2 separate regions of the Homo sapiens genome follow, and region 1 is linked to region 2. Evidence: read pairs that join two places in POLR2A ChIA-PET (ENCODE). Cell type or tissue: HCT116. All regions are shown on one strand.

What was found. ChIA-PET counts read pairs that join two places held together with the same protein. Peaks named below come from ENCODE experiments on the same cell type or tissue, not always from the same donor. Only the 100,000 strongest peaks of a DNase experiment are listed, where the experiment ranks them.
Region 1: POLR2A ChIA-PET joins it to region 2 with 6 read pairs; 10 of 35 experiments call an interaction of 5 or more read pairs at or near these places.

The regions. Positions count from the first base shown.
Region 1 is chr16:89,321,367-89,323,866 of GRCh38, reverse strand. All of the region lies in intron 2 of ANKRD11 (ankyrin repeat domain containing 11), which reads left to right. All of the region lies in intron 1 of LOC128462377, which reads left to right. LOC100287036 (a long non-coding RNA gene) reads right to left here. Exons shown (of 4, transcript NR_168302.1): 2 at 534-768; 3 at 1-101. Among named protein-coding and RNA genes, the nearest start is that of ZNF778, 100 kb to the right of the region's middle. RefSeq lists enhancers at 293-806, 1-1,065. In HCT116, no CTCF peak of the experiment used is centred here; a DNase peak (open chromatin) is centred at 1,329; H3K4me3 peaks cover 1,992 bases; H3K27ac peaks cover 2,378 bases.
Region 2 is chr16:89,246,267-89,248,766 of GRCh38, reverse strand. LOC124903766 reads right to left here and starts at 1,389. Exons shown (of 3, transcript XM_047435040.1): 1 at 1,305-1,389; 2 at 765-1,170; 3 at 1-642. The coding sequence starts at 1,389. The coding sequence ends at 108. RefSeq lists a silencer at 862-1,611. In HCT116, no CTCF peak of the experiment used is centred here; DNase peaks (open chromatin) are centred at 1,286 and 1,884; H3K4me3 peaks cover 2,237 bases; H3K27ac peaks cover 1,102 bases.

The sequences.
Region 1 (2,500 bases), 75 kb before region 2:
CGGAGGACACCCATGTTAGGAGTCCTTTGCACAGAGTGATAGCTGGAACCCCACAGTTGGTGTGGCCCTGAGGAGGGGAAGGAGAGAGAGCTGGTGCGGCCCTGAGGAGGAAGGAGAGAGAGTTGGACTCTTGGGGAGGGCTCTTCAGAACGTGCAGGGGTGTGTGGAGGCTGGACAGAGACGCTGACGTGGACTGTCAGGCGGTGTGCGGGAGGGCCTGGTTCCTGTGAGGGCCTCTGTCCCTCGGCTCTTCCCCTGCCCCGGGCTCAGCCCCCCTGCCCTGGGCTTAGCCCCCGTGCCCTTAGCTCAGACCCCCTGCCCTCGGCTCAGCCCCCCTGCCCTCGGCTCAGCCCCCCTGCCCTGGGCTCTGCCCCCCTGCCCTGGGCTCTGCCCCCCTGCCCTCGGCTCTGCCCCCCTGCCCTCGGCTCAGCCCCCCTGCCCTCGGCTCAGCCCCCCTGCCCTGGGCTGCTTGCTCTCCCCTTGCCCACTGAGATGGTGAGAGGTGAGAGGCCAGTGGTGCTTCTCTTCCATACCTGGGATTGCCACAGTGCTGTGGGTCATAGGGTGTGTCACTCAAGGGCTTTGCACACAGTAGGCCTGCCAGGTATGCAGCTCTTTTTCCTTTTCTCCTTTTTTCTTTTTTCCTCCGCTCAGTCCGTTGGAGACTTCTCTCCCTGTGAGGTGTGCACAAGGCACCACTCCTGACGCAGCCGCTGGAGACCGTGCTTCTCCCTTTCCACGGAGCGCACAACAGCCGGCAGGGCTCAGCTGGAAAAGGCAGGGGTTGCCGTAAAGCATCCTTCAGACACCAGCCTCGGAAGCATGGCGAAACCCGACTCCACAGAAAGTACAGAAATTAGCCGGGCATGGTGCCACGGGCCTGTACTCCCAGCTACTTGGGAGGCTCAAGTGAGCGGATAGCTTGAGCCCAGGAGGCGGAGGCTACAGTGAGCTGTGATCACACCGCTGCACTCCAGCCTGGGCAACACAGCTGTCTCAAACAAACAAACAAACAAACAAAAGAACTCTTCAGATAAAGCTAAGGTATCTGGAGCATGGCCGTGTGCTGCAGGCAGGCCACACCTCATCACCATGCGGGGCTGTGCCCAGGGCCGACGTGGGAGCAAGCCCCTGGTGCCACACAGGACTGCTGCTTCCAGCTCCTCCTCACTCCCCCTTCCCCACCCTCCCCAGTGTCCCCCTCAAGGCAAACAGGCCTTTGGTGTTTGATCCTGTCAGTCATGAGTGTGTTCCTGTCTTTGGAATTGGAGCTGGGATTGAAGGTTCTGGGAGAGCTTCCCTTGAAGGGCTTCCCTCCCCTTTTCCACCCTGCTGCTGACTTCCTGTCTTCCTCCTCCTGGGCCTCTGAGGCCACGTGCCTGCGTGAGGGGAGGGGCTGAATCACATCCCTTCTCAGGGGCCTTGGGCACCATTCGATATTTAAATGGTCATTACACAAACTAGTGGTTGGTGGAGTTATTAACTTACATAAGGAGAGGAGCATTTGCCCAGGACGTACGTAAAGGCCTGTTCTATCAACATACTGTGGAAGACAAATCTGAATTTGAAGTGTTCTCTTTCTCTCTGGGAGTCTTCGGAGGGTAATGTTGTCACATCTGTTCAGGGAGAGAGACTCACCCAGGTGTAAGGGGGCTTGGTGTTTTAATACAAATTACAGCAAACCCTTGAACAATACAGGGGTTGGGGGCGCCAGCCTCCTGTGCAGTTGAAAATTTGTGTAGAACTTTTAACTTTCCCCAAACTTAACTAACAGCCTTCTGTTGACCAGAGCCTTCCTGACCACATAAAGCCAGTCACACACATTTTGTATGTTATGTGTGTTCTGCTCTTACTGTTAGGGTAGAGCAAACTAGAGACGTGAAAATACTGAGATCATGAGGAGAAAATAGACTTAAGCCTCGCGCAGCAGCAGCGGGTCTCCACGAATGGCTTTCGTCCTCCGGGTTTTCACGTTGAGGAGGCTGAAGAGGAAGAGGAGAGATGGGTCTTGCTGTCTCAGGAGAGGCAGAGGTGGAAGAAAATCTGCGTGTAAGTGAACCCACGCAGTGCAAACCCAGACCCAGGTTGTTCATGGTCAGCTCTGCTTACATTCCATCCCTTTATTGAAGGTGAATTTCAACCCCAAAGAAGTCTTTTTTTTTTTCTGTGAGTTTTAAGATTAGTTGTGTCATTACAAGTTTTTTCTTATACGGTCCTTCTCAGGTGTTAGTGTGCAGAACAGAACATGCTTAAAATGCAGGTTTGGGTTCAGAAGGCCCGAGGGGACCCGTGAGTCTCCATGGTCCACGGACTCCCTGGTGATGCCAAGGCCTCTGGCAAGGAGTGCTCCTGGGCAGCCCCTGCCCCGCAGCTGCGGCTCCCCACCCGGCCCCACAGTCCCCGCCCCGCAGCTCCCGCCCCACACCCTGCCCTGCAGGCCCCGCCCCACAGTCCCCTCCCCACAGTCCCGCCCTGCAGCCCCAGTCCTGCCCCGCCCGAC
Region 2 (2,500 bases):
CGCGGAAGACACCGGCGAGTTCCGCCCTGGGTGCAGATTTCCGCATTAGGAGACGGCGCAGGCTGCGGCCGGCACCTCCCGGCCCCGCGCATGCGTCCAGACTCTGCTCATCTCCACTTTCTCACGGCACCTGCGAGGTCTCCGTGGGGCTGGCGCCAGTGAAGGGGTGGGCGGGAAATAATCAGAGGGGGTGGCCCAGGTCCTATCTCAGCGCAGTCTCCATACCAGGGAATATTATTCACTCCTGAAAAGGAACACGGGCCTGATCCCCGCTCCACCGCGGACGAACCTTTAAGACGCGATTCTAAGCGAAAGGCGCCGGAACACAGAAGCCACAGCACGTAGGGCTCCATGGAACGGAGGTCAGAACAGGCTGCTCCGCGGAGCAGGGCGGGGGCTGCAGGGCCCGGGAGGGGCGCGGAGAGCGGCCGCCGACGGGCCGGGCTCTGCGCGGGTAGAAGCTGTTCCGGAGCTCGAGAAGGTGCTGGTCCCGCAACACTGTGGGGGGGCCCCGCTGAGCTGAGCCTTGCGACCCGGTTTATGTGACGTGAGTTCCACCTCAATCTAAGTGTGAGGAAGCGAACAGCGTTCTTAAACTCAGAAACGTGCCCATTCGAATTGTTAACGCGAGCGCAGAGCCCACTGACAAAGCAAAATAAGACAAACCGGGAGTCAGAAAACTCAGCGACCCACAGGATCCACCGTGATGTTTCTCACAAATGTTACCGCGAAAACAGTCGGACTTGAAAATAAACGCGACCTACCTGGTTCTCGGAAGGGGAGAAGGATCCGAGCGAAAGGCGTCAGTTCTCCCTCGCTCGCCCCGTAGACGCCGCGCAGGCCCCGAGCTCCCGAGCGGCGGTTTCAGAACCCGCGGGTCACCCGGGAGCTCCTCCCGCAGTACCAGCCGAAAGCTCCCAGTGCCGAGGAGGGCGGGCAGCTGCCCTCCCCGACCTCGCCCCGCCCGCGCGGACGCCCCCGGCCCCACGCGGGGACCACCCCGGGACTCCCGCCGGACCCCGCGCGCCCGCGGCCAACCTGCGTGCACCTGCGCCCCGCGCCACGCCCCCGGCGCCCCACGTTTAGCCCTCACTGGGTCCCGCTTCTTAGTGGCTCTAAGCCCCGCCCCCTCGCTGGTCACCGCAAGCTCCGCCCCTCGAGGCCCCGCCCCTGCAAGGCCCGCCCCTTCACGACTCAGGCCCCGCCCACCACGGCCAGCCCGGGTCTAGGCCCCGCCCCGACACGACTCAGGCCCCGCCCCCGGCCAGCTTCGCTCCTCGCGCGCCCCGCCCAGCAATCCTCGCTGAACCCGGCGCGGTTTCCCCAGCGCTGCTCCACGCCGCAGTCCAGCGCCTGGAGTCCGCGCGCCCCGAGCCCCTGCCCGCTCATGCGCAGCTGGGTCACCCAGGTGCACCCACTTCCTTGCTGTCCCGCCGCCCTCCCTGCCCCCACCCCGCCTAGGCCCTGGGTGTCCCTTCTCCATCCTCCCTGGCGCCTCTGCCTCAGGCCACCTGGCCGTCCTCCTGGGCTCCCCGCTCGGGGGCGGCCCCTGGTCCGACGGTGCCGCAGACGCGCGCGCACAGGCCAGTCCCGCGGAGAGGCTGCTCTCAGGGGCTAGGCGGGGGGCTGAGTCAGAGGCTGGGGCCTGCCAGGAGCGGGGCGGCCTGGGGCGCAGCAGCATTGGAGCTGAAGGCGAGGGCGGCCCGCGCCGGTTGGGGAGCAGGGCCTAGAATTTACTTCACGACTACCAGCGTGGAAACTGCAGAGGGGCTGCCACATCGCTGCCAGGGCCTGCCCTGGGGCCTTGGATCCCGCCGGCTTCTCTCTCCACCCGCCTCTGTCCCACGTCTCCACCTGCCGTCCTGTTTGGTGCTTGGATCCACTAATGCCCAGTCAGCTTTCACGAAACGTCGGATGTATTTATTTTTTTTAATATCTGGGGTACACGTGCAGGATGTGCAGGCTTGTTGCATAGGTAAACGTGTGCCATGGTGGTTTGCTGCACCTATCAACCCGTCACGTAGGTATGAAGCCGGACATGCATTAGCTATTTTTCTTAATGCCCTCCTGCCCCCGCCCTCCCCCAACAGGCCCGAGTGTGCTTTGTTCCCCTCCCTGTGTCCATGTGCTCATGTTGTTCAGCTCCCACTTATAAGTGAGAACATGCCGTGTTTACTTTCCTGTTCCTGCGTTAGTTTGCTGAGGATAATGGCTTGCAGCTCCACCCATGTGCCTGCAAAGGACATGATCTCGCTTCTTTTTTATGGCTGCATAGTATTCCATGGTGTATATGTACATGTAACACATTTTCTTTATCCAGTCTATCATGATGGACCCTGGGGTCAATTCCATGTCTTTGCTATTGTGAATAGTGCTGCAATGATCAAATCACAAAAAGCAATTGCAACAAAAGCAAAAAATGACCAATAGGATCTCATTAAACTAAAGATCTAATTAAACTTTTGCACAGCAAAAGAAACTATCATCAGAGCTAACCAGA